2 separate regions of the Homo sapiens genome follow, and region 2 is linked to region 1. Evidence: chromatin loops called from intact Hi-C (ENCODE). Cell type or tissue: Calu3. All regions are shown on one strand. Region 1 overlaps CATSPERB (catsper channel auxiliary subunit beta). Region 2 overlaps FBLN5 (fibulin 5).

Region 1 (8,000 bases):
GCCTCGCCCTACTTCGGCTCGCGCACGGTGCGCGCACCAACTGGCCTGCGCCCACTGTCTGGCACTCCCTAGTGAGATGAACCCGGTACCTCAGATGGAAATGCAGAAATCACCCGTCTTCTGTGTCGCTCACGCTGGGAGCTGTAGACCGGAGCTGTTCCTATTCGGCCATCTTGGCTCCTCCCCTCAATGTCATTCTTAATTCCTCTCTCTCATACCCTGCATCGAATCCATCAGAAATCCTATTGACTCTAGCCTCATGATATATGTAGACTCCATCCACTTCTCACCTCTGTCACCACTATCACCCTGTACAAGCCACTGTCATCTCTCTTGTGCCTCCGAATTGGTCTCTGTGATTCTGCCCATAGCTCCCTTCAGTCTGTTCTCAAAAAAGCATCCAAAGTAACACTTTCAAAATGTTAAGTCACTTCATCCACTCTCCTCATCAAAACTCTCCATGGCTTCAACCTCTCTCTCAGTAAGAGTCAAAATCCTTGCAATGCCCTCCAAGGGCCACCGTGGTATGAATTCCAGTCCCTCTCTGACCTTATCTCCTATGACTTTCTGCAATGCTTACTCTGCTTCAGCTACACGAGCCTGAGGTTGTCTATCTCCACAATTAGATAATCTGTTACAGGAATAGCTGGGCTCCTTCCTCTCCAATCTCACACTTTTAATATATTGTTCTTGCCTGTCTAGACTAATTCAGCCCTCCAATACAATGATGAATAGAGGCAGTGGTAGATGACATAGCAAAAGCTTTTGGTGTGTTATTAGAAAATATGATTGGATATTTGCTATAGCTTCTTTCCCCCCTAGATACTCTTAATCAAGAAGTTACATTCTATTCATGCTTTAATAAATGTTTGTTTAAAAAATCATGAATGGCTGGGAGCAGTGGCTCATGCCTGCAATCCCAACACTTTGGGAGGCTGAGGCGGGCAGATCACCTAAGGTCAGGAGGTGGACACCAGCCTGGCCAACATGGTGAAACCTCATCTCTACTAAAAATACAAAAATTAGCTGGGTGTGGTGGTGGGCACCTGTAATCCCAGACAATGCAAATCAGGGCTGCAAATCTCACAGGGGCCTTCCAATGGCCATAACCTCTCAGACAGGTTTTTTTCTCTCTTTTTCTTTTCCTACTCACTTAACAAGACGACTTTGTTGTATTCCTTGGGGATATGTGTGAGTGTGTATGGATTTACCTCTGATTAATCTTTATCGTAAGGGTAGAGCCCTCAGGGGTTCTGGTGTATGGTGGGGCACACCATCTATATTCTCACTACCTGGGTAGACTCAGGGCCATAACTCTTCATTAGTCCACCAAATTCAAAGTCTAAGTTTGCAGGAATTTGTAAATCTCTTCAGGTCAAAAGGACTTTGGTACTGTGTGCCCTCTTTACCTCTCCAAGTATATTAGCCTGTTTGCATGCTGCTAATAAAGACATACCTGAGACTGGGTAATTTATAAAGGAAAGAGATTTAATTGACTCACAGTTCCACATGGCTGGGGGAGGCCTTACAATCATGGCTGAAAGCAAATGAGGAGCAAAGTCACATCTTACATGGTAGCAGGCAAGAGAGCTTATGCAGGGGAACTCCTTTTATAAAACCATCAGATCTTGTGAGACTTATTCACTATCACCAGAACAGCACGGGAAAGGCCTGCCCCCATGATTAAATTACCTCCTACCAGGTACCTCCCACAACACATGGGGATTATGGGAGCTACAATTCAAGGTGAGATTTAGTTGGGGACACAGCCAAACCATATCACCAAGGTTTTGTTTTCCCTTAGAGTTTGGCCTGGTTGTTTCTATTAGCTTTTCAGGTTATCAATTTAAAAAATAATTTATCTAAGTATTTTGTTAAATTATTCTCAGCAGCAAACTGAAGCCACAATTGGAAATGGAAGTCCCTTGGATACTGTGTTCTACGGATGATGTTCATCATATCATTACTCATCCAGTTGCCCTATGTGTAACTCTTGACTATACACACTTCCTCCTATTTCACAGCCAATCCTTCACAAACTCCCACTGGTTTCATTCATAATTTGCCACTGTTTTCTTCATACTTGTGGCCACTTTTCTAATCCAGACCCTCATCATCACATTTCAGCTTTTAAAATAGCCTCTTATCAACATATCACTTGGCCAAAAATCTTACATTTTCCAGTATATTCCCCATATGATCTTTCTAAAATACAAATATGATTATGTTAATAATCTTTTAATGGCATGATGAAATTCTTTAGCTTGACTCAAATGGAAAACTGGGTTCAGTTTACCTGCTTGGTCTTATCATCAATAAGTCATCCCTAGGAAATTTAGCTATAGTATACTACATGTGCCCTATATTTCAACACAACATCTTAATTCCTCTACATGGAATGTTCCCTTATAGTCTTATCTTGATCTTCATGTATTAAAGATTTAACACTGTCAATTTCAAATGTATTCTACTTTGGCACTTCAGTTGATTCCTTCTCATGTTCCTTATAGTTCATTTTTGTATATTTACATATCTTGTATTCTTTTAGAGCATTGACTCAATATGATATATTTGTACTATTTATATTTTATCACAGAAAGAACTTTGTTTATTGAATACTTTCAGCCTAAAATTCCTGCTCTGTGTGAATATGAACATTACTGCCTCTGCTTTCTCTCCCAGTGTGTTTCACATACTTGTTCAAATCTTTATTTATATTTTTTTCTCTCCACTTTAGCTTTAAGTTTTTCACTCCTGGCAATATATTTCAAGATTTTAAAATCCAAAATAAGACTCTGTCTTTAATGGAGAAATGTAGATTACCTCGGATATCTGCTCATTCCCTCATCTGCTTCAAGGCCGCTCACCCAGACCACAATACATGCTACACCACACAACGCAACACACACTTCACCTGGCACTTCCCATTCACCTATCTTGCTTTTTTTTTTTTTCCTGTGTAGCATTTATCTTACATACAGCCTATTTTGGTTTATTTGTTAATTATCAGTGTCTTCTGACAAGTGTGTAAGTTCCACAGGAAAAGAGACTGCTGTACCCTTAGTGATTGGAACAGTACCTGGCATATACGAGGTACTCAATAAATGCTGCTGAATAAATGAACATTTATGGTGATAACTGTAGACCAGCTCTACTTTTGGTTATTCTATTTTATGCTTTGTACATTTTCTGCTATGTCTTTTCTCTCTTTCATGTCTATTTTTATGGGTTATTCTGTTTCCTTTGCTTTAATACATATACACAAACTTAAATGTATACATATATGTGTGTGTGTGTGTGTGTGTGTGTGTGTGTAGAGATTGTTGCCCCGGCTGGTCTTGAACTCCTGCGCTCAAGTGATGCTCCCGCCTTGGCCTCCCAAAGTTCTGGAATTACAAGCATGAGCCACCACATCTAGCCTTCTTTTGCTTTTTAAGACTTGTATTGTACACACTTTTTTTTTTTTTTGAGACAGAGTTTTGCCTGTCACCCAGGCTGGAGTGCAGTGGCACGAACTTGGCTCACTGTAACCTCCACCTCCTGGGTTCAAGCGATTCTCCTGCCTCAGCCTCCCAAGTAGCTGGGATTACAGACGCCCGCCAGCATGCACATTTAAAAAAATTCCATGAATGATCACAATAAAGGATTCCAAAAAAATTCCTAACTCCATGTAAAGTTATACTCAGATAAAGAGATAGTATTTTGGATTGCCTTTTAGGGATGGCAAAACCTTGGCTTTTTAGTTTTAACTTTTTGTTATTCCTCTTGTCTTTTAAATTCTTGATTATTTTATCATGTGGTTCTGAGAGACTCTCACTGTGTTTTTATTTTTTGTGTCAATAATATTTATAATTATTTCCTCTGAATCACATGTAGTCAGGCTTTTTCTTATGCTCCCGTGAGCTTTTCAGTAGCAAAACTTTGCTGTTGTAATTGCTAAGGTTCAATATGCCATATTTTGTGGATAAATATGGCAAGAAATGCATGTTTCACATGTTAACAGCTTGGGAATTGAGACACGTCTTATAATTGATGTGTCTTACAATCATTGTCAGCCAGAGGGCACTGAAACCATAGTGGTCAATTGCCTACCCATGCATGTACTTTGTCTCAGTTATTTATAACTTTATAAATATTTATAAATCAGTTATTTATAACTTTTATAAAGTGTCATCACTTTAACTGAGCTTCCTAGATCATTGGTGCAATACATGTTGAGTTTTATTGCTGCTTAAAATGCTTTCAAACAAAGTTATTGTGTGTGCAGAGAAGAAAATAAAGCAATAGGACATATGTTTATCAGTAAAACCAGTGTCACGGAAGGAATCACCATAATTTGTTGTAGAAGAATTCTATGTTTTTCTTTTAGAAAATGAATACGAATATGAATAATGAGTTGAGTTGGTTCCAAATTCTTAGGTGAAACTAATTTTTTTGGAGGTTCTATATTAGAATATGCAACAGGCATTGTTGCAGCAGAAGAATCCAAGGCTGGCTTGATTTTTGTTTCTTTAAAATTGACTTACATTTCCCATTTCGAAGAGTGTTTCTGCTTTTAGTGTTGGTTTGTTTTGCTTTTAGTTAAAAAAATTAATGTCATTATTGATTTTGGTTTCCTCTGTTCTTTCTGTTTTTTGTATTTATCCATCCATCCATCCATCCACCCACCCATTTCTATCAGAGGGCTATACTATGCCAGAAACTGTAGATAAAAGAGAGAAACATACAGCCACAATTTTTGTTCATCACTAGAAATCCCTACAATTTTGCAGTTCCTGAATCTTTAGCATCTATATTTATTATTTTAGATTTTCTCCACTTATTTGTTCATTTTACATCTGGGTATGTTTCTATAGTTTATATTTATAATTTTTAATATTCTATAATTTTTATTGACAATTTAGTTTTCTTAGGTGTTATTTTTACTGTTTCCAACATTATCTTGCTAGGTCTATTTTGGTTTTTATTTCACAATATGTGCTGTTTATTCTCTATTTGGCCATTCCTCCAGATCCACTCTCAGACTTTCTCTTTCCTGTTTGGTGCAATGGAAGACTGATTTCTATGAATTGCAATCTTTGTGCTGTTTCCAGTTGACTCCTGATTGGGCTTGGCAAATGAAATGCAGCAGCAGGAGTTAAGAAAGGAGAAGGAGACAGAAGTTAAGGTAGTTTTCATCCTCTTTCTTCTTGCTTTGGTGGTGTGGTTTTGTGGTGGCTGTGAGCTTCCTAGATTACACCTCTTAAAGGGTGGTCCCTACTCCATTCCAGCTTTGACTGGGCTTTAGTAATGCCATCTATCTATCTTATCCCCCCTCTAAGCAAAGAGACTGTAACATCTTTCTTCCATTGCTAGTCTCTGGATATTTTACTATCACTGTTGCTCCCTTTAACTATGTCTGCCCTCTGCAAATAGTCCCCTTGTAAAGCTTCTTCAGGTAAAACACCTGAGAGGAATTACGTTTCCTGCATGGTCCAAAACTGATATAGTGTTTTTACCTACAGTGTCCCTAAGGCATAGAATATAGTGGTGGGATTCTGGGACTGAGTTGCTTACACACTTAATGAGTGAACAGATGACCACTTATGCCTGGCAAACCATAGCAAGCAAGGGCTTCACAATTACTCAAATTATCTCTGTGGCGAGTGTGGGATGCAGTGTCTGTGGAGGGCAAGACTTGAGGTGGTCCATTGGAGTAGCTGCAGTTGATTACAGTGACAACCATAATTTTTACAAAGATTGTGGGGTGGCATGACTTCTATGGATATATTGGAGAGCTTACAAAAGCAGAAAGAAAAGCTTGGGATGAATATTCAATTCAAGGCCAGAGTAGAGGCTCTGGTAGTCATACAGGGAAAAAAATGAACCTCACTTCATGACATATACAAAATTAGAGATTTTACTTTGATCTGTATATAAAATCTAAAACAACCAATTTCCAGAAAACAGGAGAATATCTTCATAGCTTTGGGATAGGCAAAGAATTCTTAAATAGAATACAAGAAGTAAAAAGTGCTAACCATAAAAGGAAAGATTGGTCAATTGAGCTTTCAAAAATTAATAATTTTTGTTCAAAAGATACCATGAAGAAGATAAATAAGACAAGCCACTAATTACAAGAAGATATTTCCAAGACATATTTCTAACAAAAAATCATATCCGTAATACATTAAAATCTTATAGAAATCAGTAAGAAAAGTAACTCAAATCAAAACTTCATTCAAAAAAGACTTGAAAAGAATTTACAAAAAAGGATATAAAAATGAACACATGAAAATATACTTAACATTATTACTCATGCAAACTAAATCTTCAGTGAAATACCATTAGGCTGGGCACAGTGGCTCATGCCTGTAATCCCAACATTTTGGGAGGCCTACATGGGCAGATCATTTGAGGTCAGGAGTTTGAGACCAGCCTGGCCAACAAGGTGAAACCCTGTCTCTACTAACAATACAAAAAAAAAAAAAAAAATTAGCTGGGCATGGTGGCGGGTATCTGTAATCCCAGCTACTCGGGAGGCTGAGGCAGGAGAATCGCTTGAACCCGGGAGGCGGAGGTTGCAGTGAGCTGAGATCATACCACTGCACCCCAGTCTGAGCAACAGAGCAAGACTCTGTCTCAAAAAAAAAAAAAAAAAAAAAAAAAAAAAAAAAAAGAAATGCAGCAAGAGGCAAGAGGGAGCTTTCTGGAATACTGGAAACGTTCAACATTGTGCTCCTAACAATATTCACAATTACTTTCATTTATTTCACAATCATATAAAGTCTGATCACCAGAATCTTAGGTTGACACAGCTGCTGTCTCAACACATGATTCAGACATACAAACCACATGGATTAATCTTGATACTGACATAAGTTAAACAAAAGCTTTATTGACAGAATAGAGAATAAATAAACTGAGTGGTGAAGATCTGGAGAAATAGCATCAGGATTTTGTGGTCTGTCCTTATTCTCAAACAAGGAAGGACCAATAGAGGAGATTGTATAACTGTAAAACTGCTTTTGCTGGTGAACATCAAGGACAAAATATTGAGGCCTGCAAAACCATGCTTTTTGAAGTTATATCAGAAACTTCGTCATTTAAAATCGTATCAGAGACTGAAGATCAGAAGAAACTGGAGATCAGAAGAAATTTTAAACTATACAATAAAAAATGCTGTGTGTTAAAAACAACAAACAAAAAAACACAGCCTCTGTCTTGTCTTGGTGACAGTGTTTTTCTAATTTCTGTTAGACCTAATAAGATATCTCCAAGTCTACCTCAATCTCAAAAGTTACCCAATAATCTATAATAGTTCATTGTTGAGGCAATATTGAGAGAAGGAAGGTAAATCAACAAAATCCTGAAGGCTCTCGGTTATACCCTTCTAACAAGTAAGAAGGTGTATTGGTCCCTTTTCATGCTGCTGATCAAGACATGCCCGAGACTGGGCAATTTACAAAAGAAAGACATTTAATTAGACTTACAGTTCCACATGGCTGGGGAAGATCTCACAATCATGGCAGAGGGTGGAAGGCACTTCTTACATGGTTGCAGCAAGAGAGAAATGAGGAGGAAGCAAAAGCGGAAACCCCTTATAAACCCATAAGATCTTGTGAGACTTATTCACTATCATGAGAATAGCACAGGAAAAACCAGCCCCCATGATTTGATTACCTCCCCCTGGGTCCCTCCCACATGTGGGAATTCTGGGAGATACAACTCAAGTTGAGATTTGGGTTGGGACACAGCCAAACCATATAAGAAGGTGACAGTGGATGAGAAGATATCAAAAGGAAAAGTAAAGGGAAAAATCAAGCCCTCATAAGTGAAGCCAGGTTTACCACTTTCCAAGGCACTTTACTGAGTTGAGAAAATGGGTCCAAGTCCTATCTAAATGAGGTGAAGCAGATGGGTCTCAAGAATAATTCACCTACACTATGTTAGAGCAAATAGAAGATCTGACCAGTGCTGCACCTTTAATGATGAACTTGATGGAAACAGGAAGAGTGGGA
Region 2 (8,000 bases), 260 kb after region 1:
ACGCAATGTACTTCACACTTCTCTGCACTCCTCTGCCACAGACTTCCCAGAAGTTGCTGTCTATTGTCACTGCTCTGCCTGCACACCTCCCGTTCTTGACTCCAATCAGGCTTCCTTCTCTTTTATTCCATTAAAGCCTCTCTCATCAAAGTCACCAATGGCCTCCTCAATGACAAATCCAACAATCCTTTCTCATTCCCAGTCTTCATCCTTCACCCCTTCTTAGCAGCATTTGGCACAGTGAACCTCTCTCATCTTCTACAGAGACTTTCTTCATTAGGCTTCTATCACCCTCTCTTGGTTTGGGGACTTCTCAAAGGTTATCCTGGTAGTCAGCATGAATGAGTCAGGATACGAACTCAAGGCCGCCTATTTGAGCCCAGTCTTTTCTTGACCCTCACACCCTGGCTGACCCAGAGCCCTGAAAGGAGGAGACAAGTCAATAAATATTTGCTGAACTAAAAAAATGCTGCTGGGGGCAGAATTTTACATCTGGAAAGAATTTAGAAATCACCTAGTCCAGTGTTTCGCCAAATGTGCCTTGACTGTACATTTGAATCACCTGGGAAGTTCTAAAACATAGGAGCCCATCCCAACCCAGTTAAATCAGAACCCCTGGGAGGAACCCAGAAATTGATTTGAATGTACAGCCAAATTGAGAACTACTGACCTAGCCCAATGGTGTACATAAGAGTGTCTTTGGAGGCTTGTTCTAAAAATATAGAGCTCTTGATTCAGGAGGTCTAGAAAGAGTCCTGGGAATCAGTACTTTTTTTTTTAATTAATTAATTATTTTTTTTGAGATGGAGTCTCACTCGTCGCTCAGGCTGGAGTGAAGTGGCGCAATCTCGGCTCACCGCAAGCTTCACCTCCCGGGTTCACGCCATTCTCCTGCCTCAGCCTCCCGAGTAGCTGGGACTACAGGTGCCCACCACCACGCCCGGCTAATTTTTTGTATTTTTAGTAGAGATGGGGTTTCACCGTGTTAGCCAGGATGGTCTCAATCTCCTGACCTCGTGATCCGCCTGCCTCGGCCTCCCAAAGTGCTGGGATTACAGGTGTGAGCCACCGCGCCCGGCCAGGAATCAGTACTTTTACCAACATCAAGCTGATGCTAGCACAAGTGTTCACACCCACAGAAACACTAGCCTAGCCATAAGACTGTGAGTGATGCGAGGGCAGGAAACACACTTTATCTTTGTAGCCCCTACTCCAAGCACAGTGCCTAATACAGAATATTAATTTAAAACCCAGTCACTCACCTCATAACTGTTAGGATGACTACTGCTATGGTTTGAATGTGTCCCTCAAAGTTCATGTACTGAAATTCAGTTGCCACTGTGACAGTATTAAAAGTGTGGGAAATGCAACTAAAATTCTTAGGTCGATTACAGCTGGAGCTTTTGGGAGGTAAATAAAATTAGATAAAGTCATCAGGATGGGGCCCCCATGATGGAATTGGTGGCTTTCTAAGAAGACAAAGACAGACCCGAGCTGATATTCACACTCTTGCTTTCTGGCCACATGATGCCTTCCACCGTGTTATGACACAGCCAGAAGGCCCACCAGATGCTGGCACCATGCATTAGGACCTCTCAGCCTCCAGAACCATGAGCTAAATAGGCCTCTATTCTTTATAAATTACCTGGTCTGTGGTGTTCAGTTATAGCAACACCAAAGGGACTAAGACAGCTGATATGATTTAAAACAACAATTAAAAACAAAAAACAACAACAAAAAATAGAAAAAAACGTGTTGGTGAGGACGTGGAGAAACTGAACACTTGTGGGAATGTAAAATTGGGTAGCCACTATGGAAAACTGTATGGTGGTTCTCCAAAAATTAAATACAAAATTACCACATGATCCAGCAATATTACTTCTGGATATACGTACAAAATAATTGTAAGCAGGATCTTGAAGTGATACCTATACACCTATGTTCATAGCAGCATTATTCACAATAGCCAGGAGGTGGAAGCAACCCAAATGTCTATTAGCCGTTGAATGAATACCCAAAATGTGGTACATTCACATGAGGGAATATTGTTCAGCCTTAAAAAGGAAGGAAACTCTAGCACGTGCTACAACATGAATGAAGCTTGGGGACAGTATGCTAAGTGAAACACGCCACTCACAAAAAGACAAATACTGTATGAGTCCACTTATATGATATATTTAAAGAGGTCAAATTCATAGAAACAGAAAGTAGAATGGTGGTTATCACGGGCTAGAGAGAAGGGGAAAGAGAGAAAGTTGCTTAATAGATACGGAGTTTTTGTTTGGCAAGATGAAAAAGTTCTGCGGCACAACAATGTAAATACACTTCACACTACCGCGCTGTGCACTTGAAAACGGTCAAGATAATACATTTCTTGTTACGCATTTTTACTACAATAAAAAAGTGAATATCTGTAAATCAAAACATATTTCTTCATTGATTGCATTCTAAGTTCTATAAACTGTTCCCACTGAAAGAAATAATCGATCTGTGATCAAAAACAAAACCCCATAAAGAAAAGTCCAGCAGCCATCCTGTGCTCCTGAGAAACTTAACTCCACCCCAACAGCCCACATCTCTTCTGTAACCCCATCTCCACAGAGGAATTAAAATTCAAGCATCACGGAATCAGGGTAGAGTGCTGGGGAGAAAGGGATGGCGGGGAGAAAGATGAAGGTAGAGAAGGGGAGGCAGGGAAGGAAAGAAGCAGGAACAAAGAGGTCTGGACTATGACGTGGGCATCTTGAGCCTCTAGTAACTCGATTCAAAGGACAACACAGGCAAGTGGGAACACCAGCTTTGGGGTCGGATCTGGTTCAAATTCTGCTGCCCTCATTTTTTTAGCTTTGTAATTTTTTTTTTTTTAATACAGAGTCTCACTCTGTCACCCAGGCTGGAGTGCAGCGGCACGATCTCAGCTCACTGCAACCTCCACCTCCTGGGTTCAAGTGATTCTCCCGCCTCAGCTTCCCAAGTGGCTGAGAATACAGGTGCATGCCACCATGCCCAGCTAATTTTTGTATTTTTAGTAGAGACGGGCTTTTCACCAGGTTGGCCAGGCTGGTCACAAACTCCAGACCTCCAGTGATCCGCCCACCTCAGCCTCCCAAAGTGCTGGGATTACAGGCGTGAGCCACCACGCCTGGCCAGCTTTGTAATTTTAAACAAGTTTTTTGGTTGGTTGTTTACTTGCCCCTAAAAACCTTCGTTTCCTCGTTTGTGAAAGGAGTTGATAATGATGGTAGTTAATTCATGGGGTTTTGTGAGAATCACACATAACTAAAGCTCTTTACACAGTACCAGGCACAGAATTGGCCCTCAGTCAAGACTGGCAATAGCTTCATCTCAAGAAGTAGGAGGAGGAAGAAGAGGAAGAGAAGGGAGTGTGAGGGCGGGGAGCCCACCTCCTAAAAGAAAAAATAAAGAAGGAACTGAAAGTCAGGTTCTAGTCCGGAACCTTCCACTAGCTCCGCAGTGGCCTTCCAGCAAGTCTTTCTCAGCTCGTTTGAGAAAATAAGGCCTCTGAGGTCTCTTCTATCTGGAAAGGTTGGTGAATCCAAATGCTCTGGGGCCCAGTTGAGCTCCCTGCCCTCACTACTCACTGCCTAAACCTCTTACCTCTGCAGGGCTAAGGAGGCCCTCTGGAGGATGCAAAAGGAAAAGACGGAAAAAAAAAAAAAACGGCTGGGAGATGCCCACGCTGTGCCTCGGCACACAAAATGAGGGCATGACCTTGTAGACCTATTAGCAAGTAGGAAGAAAACTTGCTAAGAGGGTAACCTGAAAGCGGAAGACCTCCTCATCTGATGTTACTTTAAAAAGCATTTAGGAGCACAATTATTTATTTTCCAGTTTGTCTCATGTCATATGAATATTACACTGTGCATCATTGTTACATTGTATACATATTAGTTTAATGCACAAACATTGTTATAAATGTTGTTGTACTATCTAAATGTTATAATGTATAAACACTGCCATATTTCCTGAGATTTGCTCTAAAATAAGGAAGTTCTAACATTTCCCTTTGGACCTCTTTCAAGACTTTTTAAGTAGGCATCTTCAAAAGGCCCTTCGGGGCTGGGTATGGTGACTCATGCCTGTAATCCCAACACTTTGGAAGGTTAAGGTGTGAGGATCACGTGAGGCCAGGAGTTAGAGACCAGCCTGAGCAACATAGCGAGACCCTGTCTCTACAAAAAATAAAAAATAGAAAAATTAGCTGGGCAGGACGTGGTGGCCCACACCTGTAATCCTAGCATTTATGGGAGACCGAGGTGGGCAGATCACTTGAGGTCAGGAGTTCAAGACCAGCCTGGCCAACGTGGTGAAACCCTGTATCTACTAAAAATACAAAAATTAGCCAGGCGTGGTGGCACACACCTGTAATCTCAGCTACTTGGGAGGCTGAGGCAGGAGAATCAATTGAACCCAGGAGGCGGAGGTTGCAGTGAGTCGAGATTGTGCCACTGCACTCCAGCCTGGGTGACAGAGCTAGACGATATCTCAAAGAAAAGAAAAAAATTAGCTGGGCATAGTGGTGTGCACCCGTGGTCCCAGCTACTCGGGAGGCTAAGGTTGGAGGATCGCTTGAGCCCGGGAAATCGAGGCTGCCATGAGCCATGTTTGTACCATTGCACTCCAGCCTGGGTGACAGAGTGAGACTCTGACTCAAAAAAAAAAAAAAAAAGCAGTTCTTAGGGGCTCAGGAAAAGACTGAGACACTTTTCTTCTTTAATATGCTAAAGAGGTTGTTGATCCAAAAAGCAGAAAATGTACTCATCAAAATAAGAGCTGTTCACTCATCCATCCATTCATCCATTCATTCATTTAACCAATATGTATTAACCAATGTGTATTAACTCAATATGTACTCCATATTGAGTAGTGCAGAATGGATTCGTATTTTTCATTATTTGTCTTCAAACGCCCTTTTACAAGTATAATTCAATCACAAGTTTTTATCTACCTCTATTCCCTTAGGGAAGTCTAAGGTGTTACTACCCTGTCATTATAAGTGATAAAAATGAGGTGGAGATGGTTCGTGTACAGAACAAAAAATACACATCACGAACCCAACCAGCCCCTCCACTAACTAGCTTTATGTCCATTTCCCCATTTTTAAAATGGGAATATCATGCCTGAATATTTTGGAGGATTCAATGAGATAAGAGATTCCACTAGAGGAAATGCCACCTAAAATGTATTAATAGAGCCTATTACTATTAAAGAAGAAATGCATTTCTCTGGGTCATATAAGAAATAAGAGGGAGAACCGTTACCTAAATCTATTATGTATGAGACTGGGTGTGATGGTCTCACACTGCCAGTTTTACTATCCTCTCACTCACCCACTCAGTGCCTGTTTTCCAGGCCAAAGGAGGAAAGGAGTGAGCAGCATAGAAGACAATTTTGAGGGGCCATTATATTTCCAGTGCCCATTTGTGGAGTTATTTTGGAATATCAAGTAGCTGGAAGGATTGGACAATTTGAGCAGAGATAATTCTTCTAACGCCTGGTCAATAGATGTTCACTCAACTATCATTCAATTATATCAGCAAATACTTACTAAATGACATCTACATTCTTGGCATTGTGCTAGGCATTGTGGATACCAAAGTGAATAAATCATGAAGACCCTATGTCCTGATGACAACGCAATTAAGTTATAAATCAATAACAAAAAGATAATTTAAATCCCCATAAATGTGTAACATTCAGAAACTCACCACTAAATAAATCATGGATAACAAGAAGTGATTACAGGGAAAATTAAAAATTCTTACAACTTAATAGCAATAAATACCATACATCCAAACTTATAGGTCACACCAAAAAATATGTAGTCTTAAGTGCTGACTTAATGAAAGAAGAAAGGCTTACAGTTAATGAGCTAAGCAACCAGCTTAAGAAATTAGAAAAGGGGCCATGCACAGTTGCTCATATCTGTAATCCTAGCACTTTGGGAGGCCAAGGCAGGCAGATCACTTGAGCTCAAGAGTTCGAGACCAGCCTGAGAAACATGGCGAGGCCCTGCCTCTACATAAAATACAAATATTAGCTGGGCGCAGTAGCTCATGCCTGTAATCCCAGCACTTTGGGAGGCCGAGGCAGGCAGATCACGAGGTCAGGAGATCGAGACCATCCTGGCTAACACAGTGAAACCCTGTCTCTACAAAAATACAAAAAAATTTAGCCGAGCGTGGTGGCAGGCGCCTGTAGTCCCAGCTACTCAGGAGGCTGAGGCAGGAGAATGGCATGAACCCAGGAGGCGGAGCTTGCAGTGAGCCGAGATCATGCCACTGCACTCCAGCCTGGGCGACAGAGTGAGACTCTGTCTCAAAAAAAAAAAAAAAAAAAAAAAACAACAAATATTAGCTGGGCAGTATAGTACATACCTGTGGTCCCAGATACTTGAGGCCCAGGAGATCAAAGCTGCAGTGAACCATGATCATGCCACTGCATACAGCCTAGGCAACAGAATGAGACTCTCGAAAAAATAAAAAAAGAAAAAAATTTAAACAGAAACAAATCCAAAACATAGAAAGAAAAGAATAAAAAACAGGAATTGATGAAATAAAAGCAAAAGGAAAAGAAAGAGATCGGGGAGAGCAACAAAGCAAAATATTTCTTTTTGAAAACAGCAAACTGATATGACTCTGGCAATATCTGTGTGGTTTTTTTTTTTGTTTTGTTTTGTTTTGTTTTGTTTTTTGTTTTTTAATTAAAGAATTAACACAAGGCTGGGTGCAGTGACTCACACCTGTAATCCCAGCACTTTGGGAGGCTGAGGCAGGCAGATCATCTGAGGTCAGGAGTTTAAGACCAGCCTGACCAACATGGTGAAACCCCATCTCTACTAAAAATTCAAAAATTAGCTGGGTGTGGTGGCGAGCACCTGTAATCCCAGCTACTTAGGAGGCTGAGGCAGGAGAATCACTTGAACCCAGGGAGTGGAGGTTGCAGTGAGCCAAGATCGCACCACTGCACTCCAGCCTGGGCAACAGAGCAAGTTTCTGTCTAAAAAAATAAAAAATAATAAAAAAAAAAGAGTTAGCACAATATTGGGAATGAAAATACAACAGAACTACAAAGTCAGCAAAGATCAAATAGATAACACAAAGAATGGTAAGAAAAAGCTTATGCAAATGAAGCTAAAAACTTATTAAGTAGACAAGTTCTTAGAAAAAGGTAACTATGTAAAACTGACTTAAGAAGAAACAGAAAGTGCAAACAGTCCCCTAACTTTAAGAAATTATATCGTAGCGGCCAAGCACGGTGGCTCACGCCTGTAATCCCAGCACTTTGGGAGGCCAAGGCGGGTGGATCACGAGGTCAGGAGATCGAGACTATCCTGGCTAATATGGTGAAACCCCGTCTCTATTAAAAATACAAAAAAATTAGCCCAGGCGTGGTGGTGGGCACCTGTAGTCCCAGCTACTCAGGAGGCTGAGGCAGGAGAATGGCATGAACCCGGGAGGCGGAGGTTGCAGTGAGCCGATATCACGCCACTGCACTCCAGCCTGGGCGACAGAGCAAGACTCCATCTCAAAAAAAAAAAAAAAAAAAAAAAAAGAAATCATATCAGTAGCTAAAAATCTTCCCACTCACACACCCAAAAATACCAAATCTCAATGATCTTATAGGCAAATTCAAATAAACTTTCCATGAATTGAATTTGAATAAAATTTCCATGAATGACCTAAGGTTAGACCATTCTAACTTTCCAGAGAATAGAAAAGGAACAATATCTCACTCTATCAAGCTTATATGTGGACACCAAAACTAGTAAGAGTAATATTAAAAAAGAAATGTGGCAGGTCATTCTACTTTATAGACATTAATGACAAAAATCCTAAATAAAATGTTAGCCAAACAAATCCAGCAGTATATTGTAAACAAATCATACTATAACATGACCAAAGATAATGATGGTTACATATGGTAAAAATCTACCATTCTTTGCCTTTTATTTTTTGTTGTTCCTAAGGGCAGGATAA

The links. Hi-C counts contacts between places; a loop is a spot of excess contacts. Peaks named below come from ENCODE experiments on the same cell type or tissue, not always from the same donor. Only the 100,000 strongest peaks of a DNase experiment are listed, where the experiment ranks them.
Region 2: a loop joins it to region 1, with 11 times the contacts of the local background. A loop is called at or near these places in 63 of 110 quality-filtered maps.

The regions. Positions count from the first base shown.
Region 1 is chr14:91,646,048-91,654,047 of GRCh38, forward strand. All of the region lies in intron 15 of CATSPERB (catsper channel auxiliary subunit beta), which reads right to left. Among named protein-coding and RNA genes, the nearest start is that of CATSPERB, 82 kb to the right of the region's middle. RefSeq lists an enhancer at 1-500. In Calu3, a CTCF peak has its summit at 4,122; a DNase peak (open chromatin) is centred at 4,054.
Region 2 is chr14:91,908,137-91,916,136 of GRCh38, forward strand. All of the region lies in intron 4 of FBLN5 (fibulin 5), which reads right to left. Among named protein-coding and RNA genes, the nearest start is that of FBLN5, 36 kb to the right of the region's middle. In Calu3, no CTCF peak of the experiment used is centred here; a DNase peak (open chromatin) is centred at 3,605.